Regions from separate parts of the Homo sapiens genome. Here region 1 is linked to region 2. Evidence: read pairs that join two places in POLR2A ChIA-PET (ENCODE). Cell type or tissue: Panc1. All regions are shown on one strand. Links, peaks and the distances in the headings refer to the core of each region. The heading gives the core; the rest is flanking DNA.

Evidence for each region. ChIA-PET counts read pairs that join two places held together with the same protein. Peaks named below come from ENCODE experiments on the same cell type or tissue, not always from the same donor. Only the 100,000 strongest peaks of a DNase experiment are listed, where the experiment ranks them.
Region 1: POLR2A ChIA-PET joins it to region 2 with 11 read pairs; 3 of 35 experiments call an interaction of 5 or more read pairs at or near these places.

What each region holds. Positions count from the first base shown.
Region 1 is chr2:85,754,262-85,767,097 of GRCh38, reverse strand. ATOH8 (atonal bHLH transcription factor 8) reads right to left here. Exons shown (of 3, transcript NM_032827.7): 1 at 12,141-12,836; 2 at 2,916-3,107. Among named protein-coding and RNA genes, the nearest start is that of ATOH8, 6.7 kb to the right of the region's middle. RefSeq lists enhancers at 366-948, 949-1,531, 1,532-2,115. In Panc1, for the core only: no CTCF peak of the experiment used is centred there; no DNase peak of the experiment used is centred there; H3K27ac peaks cover 208 bases.
Region 2 is chr2:86,082,815-86,087,814 of GRCh38, reverse strand. It overlaps POLR1A (RNA polymerase I subunit A), which reads left to right. Exons shown (of 34, transcript NM_015425.6): 7 at 4,647-4,733. Among named protein-coding and RNA genes, the nearest start is that of POLR1A, 21 kb to the left of the region's middle. In Panc1, for the core only: no CTCF peak of the experiment used is centred there; no DNase peak of the experiment used is centred there.

The sequences.
Region 1 (12,836 bases), core at 3,255-8,254, 320 kb after region 2:
GCCAGGACACATCTAAAGATGGGCTCCTCATTCAATGCCATCTCAAGCCCCCCAAAAAAAGGGAAGGACAAGGGGCCCCAGGAGGCAGGGAAGTACCCTCCCCTGGGGCTTCAGGCCCCCTCGGTGTCAGGGCCCATGAGTCCACTCTGGGGCAGGACATCTGCCGAGGGGACCAGCTAAGGCCAGCTATGCTGGGCTTCAGTGTGGGGCCACACATCCCCACCAAGAGAGCGGATAAAGAGGGGAACAGTGTGAGCCAGACTCAGAGAGAAAGACAGGTAGACAGACAGATGGAGGGTGACAGCTAGCAATTATGACCGCAAAAGCATAGGTGCCCAGAAGCGGGACACAGGGGCCTGCCTGGAAGGGCTGCCTGGGAGCTCGAAGGCTCCAGCGACTCCAGGGGTCCTGAGCTGGAAAGGAATCTGGCTGCTTGAGATGCCCACACTTGCAAAGGCTGCCGTGTCAAATCCTGGTCGTCCAGATAAAACTATGGAAGGGGCTGGTATGGGAAGGGCTGGAATTATGAACACCGGCCCCCATGGGGAGACGCAGGGCCAGCCAGGGCTTCCTGAGTGGTTTCATATGAGAAATGTGTCACCACACATATGATGTGAGTCTGCGAGACCATGAAGGTCATTAGGGCAAAGACATACAGACCCCACCTCCCAGAGTCCCAGCTGGGTGACCTCCTCACCCAGCTGGGAAAGACTGAGGGCAGGAGGCAGGAAGTGCCCTCAGGCCCGGGCTGGGTGTGGGGGAGGGAGGGTGGAGAGGAAACAGTCGAGTTCCTACCCTGGAACTTCCATCTCGACCCCCAAAATCCCTCTCCAGGGCAATTTCACCACATAAGTAAGCCCCATAGGATAAGCCTCAAGTTCAGAGCTCAAGCATTTTAGGGGCTCATTATCATTACCCTGAGGACGGTGACCATGCAGACACCACACGCTCTCCTGCAGTAACTCCTTTCATCTTCACGGTGGCCCATGAGTGAGTATTTCCACCGTCCCCACTTATCAACAAGAAAACTGAGGCGGAGGAGGCTAAGCAATGGGTGCAGGATAACACAGCTGGTGAGTGGTGAGCCAGGGCTTGAACTCGGGGCTGTGCTATGCTCTTAACCACAATCTGTAGCCTCAGGTAAAGTCCCAGACTCCACAATGGGAAGGTTGGACCAGGCCCAGAGGGTGTCTAAGATGTGTTAGATTTGAGGTGATTTCAGGGGAAGCCAAAAGCTCGGCTCTGTCGGGCCTCTCCACCCAACTTGTCCCTCCTTCCTCACCAGCCAGGCATCCAGCCTCCTCCCAGCCCAAGACCCTGCTCCATTCAAAGAACCCGGGAAGGCGGGACCTCCACGCTGGCTTCTGCCTTCCCTGGGTGAAGAGGAGGGTGCGGGGGTAGGGCAGTGAGGGGCTGAGATGGAGACGGGGCGCCTGCCCACTCTGCCCATCTACACCTCCGGACCGCCTGAATGCCAGGGGAAGTTCACCGAGAGTTTACAAACCTCCTTTGTCACCGAGCGCCGCGGGAGCCATCAATCACGCCCTAATTTACCAGTGTCACTTTCCAGAGGAAAGCTGCCCAGAGCCGCCAGTGGCGCTTCCTCTCTCACCCACTTGATGAGGATTTTGTCTAATTGGTCCACGTTAAAGCACTCCCAGGAATGCAACGTGCAGTTACCGTGGCAGCGGCAGCGGGGAGCCCTGAGAAGGTGTCGTGACCCTCCCTGGCATGAGTCTGGAGTCCGTGGGGGACCTCCGGGAAACCCGGAGAACCCACAGAGGGGCCTGCTGGAAAGGGGTCTGGAAAGGAATGTCAGGGATGGGGGAGGGGCAGGCCAGGAAGGAAGGAGGCAGCGGAAAGAATGGATGGAGGATGACAGGGTCCGCCCCCTGCCCTAGGCAGGGACAGGCCTCTTGCCTCACAGATGTAGACTGGATCCCACTCTCTGTTGCTCTCCCTGAAGCCACGTGGTAACAGAGATCCGGAGGGCTGCACTAAGCCTTGCTCAGCACTGACCCCTGACTGGGAATGCCCAGAGCTTTGGCCACCTGGGGACCTATAGCTGTGCCCAACACCTTTCCCACTAAATGCATTTCCCCAGCCACATCAGGCTTCGTACAAGCTGTTCCCTCTGCCTCAGATGCTGTTCCCTCCTTCATCTGCCTGGTGACCTGGTGGTCCTGCTGGTCCCAGCTTAAACACCACTTACACTAAGATGCCCTTTCAAACTCCCGTGGGCAGGGAGTGAATCTGTCTCTCTTCTACCTGGCCTTCCACTGCCCCTAGCACAGGGCTCCTGCCCTCATCTACTTACAAGAGGGTCTCCCTGACCCTCCTATGAGCTGCCTGGGGACCAGGACCATATGTTTGTCATCTTTATACCCCTGCCCAGTATGCTCAGCACATGGTTGGAGCTTCATCAGTCTCTCCAGAATGAATGAATGAATGACCATCACCGCCCTTAATGCATAGCCTCAGATAACCCACAGGCCAAGTCACCCTCCCAAAACCTGCCAAAGGGCTCTCCTGGGCTGTCACCCTGCTCAGGGGAATCTTGTCCTGGTATGACATCTATCAGAGGCCACCCAAGGAATTCAGCACCAGAGCACCTAAGGCCAGGAAGGGGATTTAGAGATAAATGGTCCTCTTCATTTAAGTGAGGAGCAAACCGGGGCCCAGAGACCCTGGGTGACTGTTCGAGGTCACCCAGCAGCCGGTTACCAGAAGTAGAGACACACCTATAATCCCAGGGATTTGAGGAGCACTGAAGCTGAGGCAACTCCCAGCAAACCTCCAAGAGCTGATCTCTCTGGCCCCTTCAGAATTCTGGGCATAGGCAGGGCACCCCCAAGTTCCTGTCCCTGCCTCCCCTATGCTCCCCAGAAGCTACCGCCCACCCAGCTGGTGCATACCTTGCGCTTCTTGGCACGTCCCTCGGCCTGCAGGGTGCGGGTGCAGCGCTGCACACACTCGGAGAAGCTGAGGTTGCTGTGGTCGGCACTGTAGTCAAGGTCAGCCAGCCGCGCCAGGGACAGGATGTAGTTACAGGCGATCCTCAGGATGGCCAGTTTGGACAGCTTCTGCCCATATGAGTAGCACGGCACCTGAGGGGAGAAGGCGTCAGGAGGGGCTGCAGGGGCGCAGTGCCCAGCCTGGCAGGCATGGGAGACGGCCTGTCTATGGTATATCTGAGCCCTCCACCCTAATCTTATGATCTGCTCTACGCACCTGCTGTTTACACACACACACACACACACACACACACACACACACGTCAGCTCATCTGCTCTGAGATATACCCACATTCCCATTTTGCAGGGGAAGAAACAGGTTTGGCTTATGCCCACCATCCAGTCAGTCTGAATCTAAGTTCAGTGAATTTCCACGACCACTACAGAGCTCTGTCCTCCACCCTCTTGAGGAGGAATCTCTCTGAGATTCCTGAGAGGCATTTTGTTTTTTCAGCTCTGATGTTCCATTCATTCATTCAGCAACACTTGTTTTGCTGGGCACTTGGGGAGTGCAACAATGAATGACTTGATTCCTACTTTAGAGAACTTACACTCGAGTGAGGTTATAATGTCACACCTGGGACTCTGGGGACATACAGGAAGGAAAGTGTCAGTGCTCAGCTGGAAAGACACAAACATGGCTGGTTTTCATTTTTTAAAAATCTTTTACTCTGTGCCCTCAGGACTTGGGGTGCTGCTGGGCAGACAACAGTGGCGTAATACACACGGCACTGAACAAACTTGACACGTTTGTCAATGATTCATCACCAACTAGCTCCTCACTAATTGCACAGGGATTTGTATGGGGTGAAAGATGGAGCCTTTAATTTTTAATATGTCTCTCCACCAATATTTGTGCTGCATGAGCAAAAAGTTCCAAAGACTGTGGTACACTTGAACAGAGTTCTGTCTTGGAACCTGGAAATAGCTCCACAAAATCAACCTGATAGGTGCTAATAGACCCCACTGTTCCTATGATGTACTGTTCACCTAAAGGGCTAACAATCCAGCAACGATGGCTCCTGGTTTACTCCTCGCTATGGCTCTTGAGGATCTACACGTGGCATCCATATCATTGATGAACTCGTATCCCACAGGGGGTGGGACGGCACGATGCATCCACACAAGTATTTAGTGAGCGCCCACCATATGCCAGGCATTCTTTCAGGCCAGTGATTCTCAACCAGGGATGATTTTGTCCCCTAGGGACAGGGGAGTGGGGGCATTGCAGGGACGGAGGTGGGCACGTAGCTAAACATCCTACAGAGCACAGGATCCTACAGTGCCCCCACAACAGAGAACTACCTGCCCCCAAATGTCGATAGTGCCAAGGATGGAAATCCCTATTCCAGAGCATGGAGAAAAAGCATGAACAGTCACCCCAGACTGGGGACCCTAAACACATCGCCCACTTTGATCTCACTTTAAACCTCACTGTGTCCAAGAACTTTCCCTGACCTCCCCTACCCTACACCAGGAGGGACAGCTTGCCCTTAATAGGGCCCTAATAGCACCCCGTCTGTCCTTAACTGCCCATACTGTGGCTCTTTAGTGCTCAGTCTCCCTATGAACTGTGGGGGGAAGGCCTATGTCTGCAGTGCCTAGCACAGGTCCTGCCCATAACAGGCCCTCAAAAGGGTTTGTTGATTAAGGCAATGAGTGAACAAATGAATGATCTCTCCCTCTGGATCTTCACTCTAGAATATTTTGAACTGGGCTCAAACACCTTTCCTCTCTCTGATGATGAAGATGAAGCTATCTGGCATAAAGCTAAGCGTATCTTTTTGTCACGTGGATTCAACTCCTGGCTCTAGCTTTGTCTAGCTGTAATGCTCTGGGCAAGAGACAGAATCTTTCTGAGCCTCGGTTTCCTTGTCATATTGGGAACAGGACTGATCTCACAAGGAGGTAAGGATTAAATGAGATGATGTGTGCATTGCATTGAGTAAGGCCTGATAGAGGTCTGTGAAAGCATTATGGTTGGTCTTGCAGAAGGTCCTCAAAGAGGGGCTCCAGAGGAGGTGAGAAGCCAGAGGTCTGGAGCCAGGACACGTGCCTGCCCTACCCTCCACCCTCTGGGGGTGCTGAGACTAGGAAACCCAGAGAGGGAGAAGAAGGCAACAGAGAAAGCCAGCTCCCATGCATTTCCATCCCTCACCCCATCTCCCACTCCCAGCCCTGGCTGCAGCTCCAAACCCATCCCAGAAATGCTGGCAGAACAATGCACTTTGCTCGTTCCCAGCCAGAGTCCAGGGAATCCTGCTTTATCAACCTGAACAAATAAACAAGGTCTGGTAGTCCTGGGGCAGGGAAGGGGGTCTCAGGGGCCAGCTAGCACTTCTGCCTCCTCTTCACCCCAGGGAGGGTGTGGCAGCCTGAGGGAGACTCTGGGGACTGGGTGCAGCTCTGTGACACAGCCCTCAGCACTGTTTTCACACAGAGGCCACACCAGGAGTTTCCCTTAAAGACCCAGCTCTTTGAGCCCATGGCCCGTAACAGCTGGGCTTCCAGGAGGGAGCAGGGATTTTGGAAGGGATCTGTACGCTGTGATCCAGGGTCACTGTAGGACCACAAAGTGACAGCTGAGGCCAAGGCCAATCTAGAGGCCCCCATGCCAGGTTCTGGGCCAGTTCTGTCCTAGATATGTCACCTTGCCCTATTGTTTCTATCAAGCTCCAGATCTAACAAGAAGAAACCCATCCATTGAGCTCCTGTATATCTGACACTGTGGTAGCTATTTACAGGTAGTATTAGCCCATTTAAAACCTTCCCCACCATCTGTACACACAAAAACAGAGAGGTGACATATTGGGCCCCAGATCACTCAGCTAAGACCCGGCTGGAGCCTGAAACTCATCTGACTGACACCAGGCACATAGCCACTAGGCTCTCCCAGCTCCCACCACCACACCGGAGGTAGCCACATAAGGGACACCAAAGGCATCTTTCAGGTTGCTCCCCTCTCCTTCTCCCCGACCCCTAGAGGCAGCTCCTTACCACCTGGCCAATTCCAGATCCTCCTGGTGCCCATGCCCCCGGATGCAGCCCCTCAGCCCCCAACAGCCCAGCTCAGAGGCACCCCAGCCTGGGCTGCCACTGCAAAGTGAGAATTTAGCACCCGTTCTGGTTCTAGGACGTCAAAGTATGGTGGAAAGAGCTCGTCTGAATTCCAGGCACTTACAAGCGGTGTGACTTTGGGAAGTGCCTTCACTCCTCAGAGCCTCCGTTTCCTCATCTGGAAAGTCGGAGTAGCAATGCCTGGGCAGCTCACAGAGCTTCAAGGACTACATCAAGCAGCTTCCACCGGAGTCTGAGCGGCACAGATTCTCCGTGACTGTTGGGCCCAGGCCACCTTGCAGTTATTACGATCTATAAGGCCAGGCAGAGGGTGGATGTTTCAAATACAATGTCTGTATTCATCTTTTAAGTGGCCCAATGAGGTAGAAATGGTCACTTCCACTTTACAGAAAAGCATGTGATTCTCAGGCATGTAGGAATTTCCTGGATCTCCCAACTGGTGAGTGAAGAGCTGCGTTTTGAACTCGTGGCTTAGCTGGGCTCTTTCCAGCATGAACTGCTTGGGGATCTGAATAAGTGTCTATAGTTTAAGGTGAGGAGGTAGGCAGCCCATCCTCCTGAGCTCGGGATGGAGAGTTCTGGGCTGATGATGCCATGAGATCCCTCTTAGAGTATCCACAGCAAGGCCCAGAGCCCACCCACCCGCACCGCCTACAGAGTCCCCCACAGCCATTGTCGGCTCACCCTGGTCAGAGGACACGGGCCAAAGGAGGAGGCAGAATTACCTGGCTCCCACTCCCGACAGACTGCCCAACTTCCAGAAAAGTAAAAGGATCTGCCTTGTGCTCATCCCACAAGGATTTTTAAACTTTGGAGGAACAGACTTTGGCATTTTCGCAAGGTCCCATATGCCCCCAAAACATTCCACCCCACCCACCCTAAGCTGGACCCAGTTCCAGCAAGCATGAAAAAACATGAAGAGCACTGGCCTGGGAGCCCGAGGGCCTGGCTCCACTCCTGGCCAGCCATGTGACCTTAGGCAGGTCCACAAGCTTACAGGACCTCAGTTTCCTCACCAGTAAAATGGGCATTAGAACACCTGCTACCTCAGAATGAGATCGCAGGAGCAAATGTGGGAAAACTTCCTAAAGAAACAACTCCGAGAACCCACCAGAGAATGCAACAAAGGCCTCAAAGCCCTCCATGCTCCTGCTTCTGTGCCAACTCCTGCCCACCCTGCAGACCCAGCCCAAGACGCCCTCCTGGAAGCCCACCAAGACTCCTGGGCCCATAGAGCTCCAACAGCACCACATCCACTACACACAGATGAGCACCGGATTCCACTGAAATTATCATCTGATCGTCTCGTGTCAGTGAGTGCTGGACTCCCGACGTGAATCCACTCTACCCAGAGCTGTTCAATGTCCTTCCCAAAGTCTATCTAAATAGGTTCTTTAAAATCCCAGCCTCCTGCACTGCCACCAGGCTGGACCCTGAGAACCTGGGTCTTGGTGGTTAAGAGCTATAGCCCCAGGGTCAGACAGGCCACAGTACAGATCCTGGTCACTCTGTGGGCTTGAGCAATCTGCGTCACCTCTCTGTAAGTGTCCTCATCTGTAAAATGGGAAGACAGCACTACGGACATCCCACAGCAGGCTCAGGTAAGGCCTCACTCAGTGCAGTGAGGCTCCACGGCAGCCACCCTGGTGACTTTGGACATGATGGAACAGGAGGAAGGCCTCTGTCACCCTTACCTACCTGCATGGAGCCCCCAGTGCAAGCAGGCCTGTCCCTCGTTGCCCGAGAGGATGGTGTACAGGCTGCTTTGCACTCCCTATGCCCTCCTTGCACCCTGTGGGGTTTCAGAGTGAGGGAGGTGCTGAGGGCACCATTCCCACGCCCTCTCCAGGGCCACCCTGAGTTCACTCGGTGAAGACCCCCTGGGAAGCTCCAGGGGCAGCAGGGGAGGTAGCCCGGGCCCCAGGTGCTTGGCATGTCCTCCGTAGAGAGGACCACGGCAGAAGCCGGGGCCCCGCACTGTCTTCCATTGCTGCCATCCTCCATCAACCCTGAGGGACCCTGAAGGGAGAGAGGAAATCCACACGCACACCACATGCCCCAAGGGTGGGCACAGCTTGTGAGACAGAAGGTCCTGCCACTCTGGCCCCTTCCCTCACCACCCCTCAAGGCCAGCCTTTCCCTTTGACCCCTCCCACCTGGCAGGGAGCAGCCCCACTCCCGGGGCCAGGCCAGCTGTGCACACATGGCCTTCACATGAGGCGGCAGGGAGGGCTCTGGTGCAGCTGCGCTGGTGGCATGTGCTGGGGCCTGACCATCTGCCCTGCACCACCCAGCCCAGACCAGACCAGACCAGAGGGCCTCTCTCCCACCTGCACCTCCCCACCTGCGGCCCTGCAGCCACCCTCCCTGCTCCCTTCCTGGTTGAGAGGACAGTGGATTATGACACAATGGGAGCCTGTCTGGCTTCCTCATGCTGAGGGTAGATGGCTCCAGGACATTAGACAGGCTGAGGAGCAGAGCTGTTAGGAGTCTGGGCCCTGGGAGCCCAACCCAAGCTCCGCAGCAACAGCGGCACACAGCTACGCAGGCTGCCACTGTACATGACCACGAGGCACCGCCACCCTGGAGGCTGGCAAACTGCGTGCCAAGGTAGCATGTAGCACAAAACCCACAAGGCCACGTGCAGTGGCAAAAGACCGGGACAACTTACATAAGCTCTCTGAAACTCAGTGTCACCATCTGTGAAACAGGGCAGGGGGTGCAATAATATCTATTTCATTAAATGAACTAATACACATAACAAGCTTAGCACCATGCCTGGCACAAAGTAAGCATGTGATGAATGCTAATTTCTGTGACAGTTATTAAAACAATTAAAGAATTCTTATTGCTTCATCTGTCGAGAGCCTTGCCCAGCCCTGAGGACCTTGGAGATGCTTAAGAAATGTTCAGTGCTCTGGCTGTGCACAGTGGCTCATGCCCGTAATCCTAGCACTTTGGGAGACAGAGGTGGGTGGATCACCTCAGCCCAGGAGTTCGAGGCCAGCCTGGGCAACATGGTGAAACCCCCATCCCTACTAAAATACAAAAAATTACCCAGGTGTGGTGGTGCGCACCTGTAATCCCAGCTACTCGGGAGGCTGAGGCAGAAGAATCACTTGAACCTGGGAGGTGGAGTTTGCAGTGAGCTGAGATCACACCACTGTACTCCAGCCTGGTCAACAGAAAGAGACTCTGTCTCAAAAAAAAAAAAAAAAATGAAATGAAAGAAATGTTCACTGCTCTTATAGGCCTCCTACCTTTCCTCACTTTCTCTTCTCAACACTGGATGAGGTCAGCAATATTACCATTTTACAACTTCAGCAACTGAGGCCCAGAAAGGGTCAGTGACTTGTCCACAGCCACACAGAAGGCATGCAGGGGAGGAACAACTCAATGCCTGGCCTCCAGTTTCCCAGATCAGTGCTTCTTTCATGGTACCAGGAAGCTGCTCAGGAGAATGAAGCCCCAGGCCAGAGCCACAATCCCAGAACCCATCTCAGTGCCACACTGGCCAAGGCCCCATTTCAGGCGGAGCTGATCTGCCTTTTGTCCATTTCCAAGGACCCATTTCAGTCAGGCCCGAGCCTAGCTCCAGAGCTGCAGCTCGTCTGGATTCGGGGAGGGGGTGCGGAGTACATTTTACAGAGAAGACTGAGGCCCAGAGGAGGAAGGGGCTCCTCCAGAACACAGGACTTCCTCTATCGAATGGGTGCCATGGTGGTGAGGAGGACATGGTGGGTGTGGCCTTGGCCCCTGGTTCTATGACCAGAAACGTCCTGGCTGTATTTCTTTCCTTCCCAGCTAACAGGCAGGTGCCCACTATGGCCTGGCAGCCTTTCTGGGGAAGGGGCAGAATGGCTAGGGCAAGGAGGAAACAAACAGGAACAGGTGCTTCTGTGACCATGCATTTGTGTGTGCTCTTGAGCACGTGTAAGGAGCATGTGTGTGTGTACCTGCCTGTGTGTTTGCATTGCATACACACGCTCTCCCTGAGAGGGCATGGGTGTGCCTTCTACTTAGATACACTGAACTTGCCCTTTTTATAGAGAACTTCCCACGGTAAGGGGGGAAGTAAAAGGAGACCAGGATGAACAATCTCATCTCAAAGGGTCTGCCAAGTGTGCACCCTGCCTTGATTGTTAACAAACATCACAGGCTGGGGGCTGGGGGGGTGGCACATGACGCTGATACAGATGGCACTGTGGGAAGCATTTGGCCAGGAGGGCATTCCAGAAACTGCTGTTATCTTCCCTAACCCACTAGGTGACCTTGGACAAGTCTCCTTCCATCTCTGGGCCTCAGTGTTCCATACTATAAAATGAGTTAATCCAATTTCGACAGGGATTATGTTTAGATCAAATGAGATGGAATTGATTGTTGAATGAAGTAAAAGTCAGTGGGCACATGAGATGTAACAAAGCACTCAGATGAGTATTCTCTCAGCATACAGAGGCAATAGAGGAGCACAAGGGCCCAGAACCTGCAGTCAAAGCCCCTAGGTGCCAGCCCTGACCTGCTACTCAACAGCTATGAGGCTCTGGGCACGTGCCTCCCCAGTCTAGGAGGGGCTTCCCTAGTGGCAAGGTGGGCAGGTGGACAGGCATCTCTCTGCCCTTCTGTTATCCTTCTGTCCTGGGGAGTGGGTTGCAGGATCCCCCACGCACCGCCACCTCTACCCAGCGATGCAGACACAGAGCTGCTGGCTCAGGGTGGGACTGACTGCTCCACTGGACCCACCGCCCAGGGTTCCAGCTGGTGTGGATGAGGGCAGAGGCCCAGCCTGGTCTGTGACAGCCACCCGTCCCCCACCCCCACCCCCACCCCACCTCACTGACCACTTTCCCCAAGCCCAAGCAAGACACTTTGGCTCAAAAGTCATAGGGCCTCTTTCCTCCAAGGATTCAATTTCCTTTCCATGGATGGACACAGGCACTACTGCCCCACCCCACCCCAACCCCCAGCAGGAAGAGGAGAGTGATCCAAAAAGAAGATCATGGTTTCTGAAATGTTTTGTTGCTGGATAAAGCCCAGAGAAGTTGAGCAACATTCCTGGAGTCACACAGCAAGTCAGCTGCAGAGTATGCAAATAAAAAGAAAAAAAAAACACCCTTCAAACCAGCCACATCTACCCTAACCCTTCCCCACGCCCTGTGTGGGGGTGGGAGAGAACTCACCACCTCCTTCCTAGAGCTCCTTCTCGCTAAGAAAATAAGAAGCCTAGAAGCCCAAGCGATTGTCCCGCCCCACCACGGGTAATTCTTGGGTTAAGTATTCTTCCGCTACCTGCGCAGGGGCACTGTCTGGTGAGGGCAGCCCGCACCAGCCCCAAACTAAAAAGTCCCGGACCCACCCCAGAACTAGGCTCTGAAGATGCTCCAGAGGGAATCCCCAACCTAGGCAGTCCCCTCGGCAGAGCTGCCTGCTTCACCACGGGTGAAAGGAAGGGATCTGCTAGAAAGACTCCCACCAGCCGATTCCTGAGCCCACCCCTGGGGAGAGGGCACAGGCTTGTAGCGCGGGTTCTTGAGGATGCCAGGGCAAGGAGTGCATAGCCCGGAAGCAACCTGAGTGTTCGGGGCATCACCGCTGGGGCCTGAAGAGGGGCTGACAACTCCCCCGGACTGTCCCACCGCAGCGTTCCGGACCTTGCCACCACCAACTGGAGAAGGCTCCCCCCTTCCTCCGCTGACAGATTCCCACATTTCCCCTCTCCACTCCGCACCGCGCCCAGGGGACTCCGGCAGGCAAATACTCGCTGCCATAAAAGTGAACTATGGAGGCTGAAGTCAGAAGCGCAGACAGCGTTACCCCCGAGGCGGGGGTTGAGGGCGGGGGGTGCTCGGGCCAGAGATAACCAACTCTTATAGCCACTTTGAAAACTATGATCCATACCCTAGGACTGCCCACACCTGTCTGGGCACCAGGGTCGGACCGGGCGGGGCAGCTTGCCCCTTAAACACACCTCTATCCCGCCCCGGCCACTCGCCCACCCATTCCCGCAGTCGTCCCCCGGCGCAGTGAGGGCGTGCGGCGGCGAGCGGGTACCTGCTTCCTGAGCGCCTCGAAGGCTGCGCTGATGGTGTGCACCCGCGTCCGCTCCCTGGCGTTCGCCAGGAGCCTCCGGGTCTGCTGCAGGGCTTTGATCTCGGAGGAGGCGGCAGTCGCTTCGCCCGGTCGTTTCCTAGGCGACGCGGAGGAATCCTGGTGGTTATTGTAAATTACGTGTGAAATTGACGAGTAGGAACTTTCCCCGGGGCGCGTCGGGGGCGCAGGGCGCACAGTGGACTCCGGGGGCGCTGGCGGTGCTGGGGGTGCTGACGGCGCGGGGCGCGCGGGCGGTGCGCACAGCAAGATGCGAGGACGCAGACCCGGCTCCCGGAAAGGCTGTGCCTCTGGGCCCCCAGGTGCCTGGCTCTGGGGCGCAGGAGGCGGCGGCGGCGGCGGCGTGGGGAGTCCTGGCCCCACTGCGCCTAGGGCGAAGCAGCGTTTCCGCGCGTCGGAGACCTCGGGCGCCCGAGAGCCCCCGCGCTCCCCGGCTGTGTCCGTGCCCCCTCTTGGGGGAACGGCCGGCGCCACTGGGACTGGCACCGGCACCGGTACCGGGACCGGCTGCAGCCGATGGGTCCTGTCCCGCAGCCCGTTGGTGGCTACGGCGCGGGGCTCGGGCGCTTCCAAGTCCAGTCGGAAAGTTTTATAGCCGTTCGCGCGCCGCGCCGGCTCCTTGCCTTTCCGCTTGAGCTT
Region 2 (5,000 bases), core at 1-5,000:
TCCCAGTACTTTGGGAGGCTGAGGCAGGCAGATCACTTGAGGTCTGGAGTTCAAGACCGGCCTGGCCAACGTGGTGAAACCCCATCTCTGCTAAAAACACAAAAATTAGCCAGGCGTGGTGGCGGGCACCTGTAATCTCAGCTACTCAGGAGGCTAGGGCAGGAGAATCGCTTGAACCCAGGAGGCGCACTCTGCAGTGAGCTGAGATCGTGCCACCGCACTCCAGTCTGGGTGACAGAGCAAGACTCCGTCTCAGAAAAAGAAAGAAAAAGCACAACCTGCAATTGTCACTTGGCTCTGCCACTTTTTCTGAGTGGCAGATAGAAGGCTGTTTTGAGGCGTTTCCATTTCTAACTCTATATAATGGCATTCCTAAAGCCTCTTGCCTAGAATTGAGGAAGTTACATGCATGGCAGTCCATAGCAGATACTGTTACTAAACCTTTCACCAGGGTTTGAGAATATGGGATAAGCATGGAAATAAGATCCCCTCCTGGAGATGCATGATGTATGTTTTACATTGAACACTCTGGCATGGCCTGGACTAAATGAAAAACCTGTTTAATATTTTTTTAAAATGTTATAGTTTAGGATAATTTTTAGACTTAATAGAAGAGTAGTAAACATAGTACAGAGAATTCCTTAATACTGTTTACTTCATTTGCCCTACTGTATAACATAGTAGATTACCATGGTGCATTTGTCAAAACTGAGTTTAACATTGGTGCAACACTATTATCTAAACTACAGACTTTTTAAATTTTGCTGGTTTTCCAGTAATTTCCTTTTTATGCTCCAGGATCCAACCCAGGATACCACACTGCATTTAGAAAGCCTTTTTAATTTTGTTTCATGGTTGGTAGTTAACACTGTAAGAGTGGATTTTCCTACACTTAACCATTAAATTGCCCTCAAAACAATTTTCTTGTATTACCAGTTGGGAATTGCTTCTGTAGCCCTTAGGATGCCTTATAAAATGTTCATAGATTGAGAACAAAGATGGTCAGAATTCTTTCTAGAAGATAGTTTTCGTGGGGCAAATGTCCGGCAGGTAAGTAGCCTTTCAATGCCTTCACCAAACCCATTCTTCTAAAGTCATCTTTCATTGCAGCCACGCAAATATGATGGTGCAACCAAAAGTCTGTGCATTAGAAACAAGTAGACCATAGTCTTCTACAGCTCCAGGCTTGGGTATTCAGTATTTAGCACACATTTATTTGTTGGGTGCTCAGCATTATGCCAAGGACCATGTTTGTGATGAGCACAATGCCAGGACACAGACCAGACCATGTGGTCTCTGCTCTCTGAAGGGGCTGCAAGTGACACAGATCAGTAACCCTGGGGAGCAGGTGATGTGGAGGAAAGTGAGCAGCCTCAGCGTGGGTCTGACCATGTTCCTGGTATCAGAGGGAATCAAAAAGTGAGGGCTAGGCTGGGAGTGGTGGCTCACGCCTGTAATCCGAGCACTTCGGGAGGCCGAGTCAGGCGGATCATCTGAAGTCAGGAGGCAGGCAGATCATCTGAGGTCAGGAGTTCAAGACCAGCCTGACCAACATGGTGAAACCCTGTCTCTACTAAAAAAAAAAAAAATTAGCCGGGTGTGGTGGCGCACGCCTGTAATCCCAGCTACTCAGGAGGCTGAGACAGGAGAATCGCTTGAACCCAGGAGGCGGAGGTTGCAGTGAGCCGAGATTGTGCCATTGCACTCCAGCCTGGGCAACAAGAGCGAAACCCCATCTCAAAGAAAAAAAAAAAAGTGAGGGCTGTGCCTGAGTAGTCCCCATGGACTGGTGATCCCACAAGGAGCGCTGTCAGCTTGTGAAATGCCACACGTGCTGCTCCAGTGCGCTCCCTGTGCTCCATGTGCCCCCCTGAGCCCCACAAGGCACATTAACATTTAAAATGAGAATTCATATAGCCAAGACACTTCCAGCCATTGTGATCCCAGGTTATTTGACCTCTGAATCCCTTTTTCCTATGGCACCTCTTACAGCTGAAAGAAAGACACATTCAAGATGCTCTGAAATCCCAGCTAGGCAGAAGGCATTGTTGCAAGCTGCAGAAGTTCTTGTTAGGAGGGGATGCAGCGCATGTGAGGAGATGGGCTTCCACAGCTCTCTTCTGACTTTAAGATCCTGTGATTGAAGAACAGCCTCTGCCTTCACGGTGACTAAACTGCAGTGGGGGCATTGCTGGGACAGGAGCTGAGGAGATTCGACCGATCTTCTTCAGCATTTCCAACCTATTTAGTAGAAGAGAAAGTTCAGACACTCATTTTCAGAAATGCCCACAAAATGCAGGTTAATGGGGTCTGTTTTCTCCCACTGAACATATGTAGCTTTCTAATGCTGTGGTTATCCCTGAAGGTCAAGGCCATTCTTCATTGCATACCCATGCTTCCTTCAGTTGCGTTAACTCATTGAAATATTCTGCTTTTATCGACATCAAAACTTTAAACATGCAGACTCCTTGACTTAGCAGTTCTGCTTTGATGACTTTATCCTAAGGAATTAGAATACTCACAGTGTTGTTTGAATAGTGTATAACTGGACATGGGCCGGGCACGGTGGCTTACACTTGTAATCCCAGCGCTTTGGGAGGCTGAGGCGGGCGGATTGCAAGATCAGTAGATCCAGACCATCCTGGCTAACACGGTGAAACCCCGTCTCTACTAAAAATACAAAAAATTAGCTGGGCGTGGTGGTGGATGCCTGTAGTCCCAGCTACTCGGGAGGCTGAGGCAGGAGAATGGCGTGAACCCAGGAGGCAGAGCTTGCAGTGAGCGAAGATCGTGCCACTGCACTCCAGCCTGGTCGACAGAGCAAGTCTCTGTCTCAGAAAAAAAGAAAATACTGGACATGACTTAAATACCTATTAACAGAGACTACTTAAATTATGGTGCATTTGTTAATTGTTCTCCAAGTTAGGGATTTCTCTAAAAACTTATGATGACATATCCTCTGCAGATTTTAAAGAAACTAGCTGGAGAATTGGAGGTGGAATGAAGCTAGTTTTTAAAAATGGAGGAGGCTGAGGTAGGAGAATCGCATGAACCTGGGAGGCGGAGGTTGCAGTGAGCTGAGATCGTGCCGCTGCACTCCAGCCTGGGTGACGAGCAAGACTCCGTCTTGAAAAAAAAAAAAAAAAAAAGGAAAAGGCAAGAGTGGTGTTTTTAAGTGTAGACTATCTTAGGCTATTTTATATTTGAGCCGTATACTCTTAACTTAGAATTTGCTGTGAGCTAGACACCCTGTCAAGTGTTAGGAACACAGACAAGGCATAGTGCCTGTCCTGATATGTGAATAAAAAAGGAACATTGAGTAATGCTTAGTTTCAGTGGATGTATCCAGAAAAGCTTTTTGGGGTTTTTGTTTTGTTTTGTTTTGTGTTTTTTTTTTTGAGACAGGGTCTCACTTTGTCATCCAGGCTGGAGTGCAGCGATACGATCTCGGCTCCCTACAGCCTCTGCCTCTCAGGTTCAAGCGATTCTCCTGTCTCAGCCTCCCTAGTAGCTGGGATTACAGTCATGTCCAGTATTTTCTTTTTTTCTGAGACGGAGTCTCGCTCTGTTGCCCAGGCTGGAGTGCAGTGGCACAATCTCCGCTCACTGCAAGCTCCGCCTCCTGGGTTCACGCCATTCTCCTGCCTCAGCCTCCCGAGTAGGTGGGACTACAGGCGTCCACCACCATGCCCGGCTAATTTTTGTATTTTTCATAGGGACACGGTTTCCCTGTGTTGGCCAGGCTGGTCTCAAACTCCTCAGGTGATCTGCCTGCCTTGGCCTCCCAAAGTGCCCAGAAAGTTTTGAACCTGAAAGACACACTACTTACTTGTCTTAGGTAATCATCTTAAATGCCTGGTCCCTACCTCCTGAATGGCAGTCCCAAGCCTCGTTTTCTCATGTAACCTGGGTATTGCTGGTAGATGGCATCCCAGAGTGATCTTGCTTAGTGTGAGAAACCAAGCCCAATCTATTCCTCACACACCAGTATGATATTTGTAAAAAGAAGTCAGTATATATTTACCTATAAAAATACTTATTTATCCATAATTCAACTTATATGAACTTTTCTGGTAAAAAACAGGTAGATAAAGATATTTATTATAATGTTACTTATAATAGCAAAATATGGAAATCAATCCAGATGTCCAATTATGAGAATATGGTTAAGTGAATTAGGAATCATCCTTAATGGAATATCACATAGCCATGAAAAATGGTGATCAGGCAAAAGCTACATAGCAACATGCAGACATGCTGATGAGATGATACTAAAAGGGCAAAGTAGTGTGCAAAATAAATCCACACTGAAGATTACAGTTGTGTAAAATACGTGTATAGACAAAAAGGCCTGGAAAACAATATATAAAAGTGATAGGAGTTGTTAATGTGATGGGATTATGGGTAATGTTTTCTTTTACTTTGCTTTTTTTTTTTTTTAGGTTTTATACAATAGCCATATGGTTTTTATTACTATAGAAATGAGATTAAGGGCCAGAGGGAATCCAGGCCTGATAATATGCTACCCTTGAGATTGATTTTTGTGGTCAAGTTGCAGGCTTGGGGATAAAGAATTGATAAATCCCATTGCAGAAAGAGTACCTGTTTCTGATTTATTGCACTTTGATTCTCCTCCTTGGCTCCAGGAATTGAGGAAGCTCAGATAGGAAAACGAGGATACTTAACACCCACCAGTGCCCGCGAACACCTTTCTGCCCTGTGGAAGAATGAAGGTGCTGTATCAGGCTAAAGAAATAGCCTTGATCTTCTCTAGGCTTTTATTTCCTGGACTCATTAACCCTGCCTTATTACTTCTTTTAAGTTGTAGTGATTGTAGCTTCCTCCTGGAACTGATCCAGAGGTTTGGGGCAGTCTTCAGGGCACATTGACATTGAGTCATAGAGCAGGAGAGGTCATACCCAGCACCAAAAACTTGACAATTATCGCAGCTGAGCCTGGTTATGAAATGACAACTGCAGGTGGGCCTCACTTAATACAGG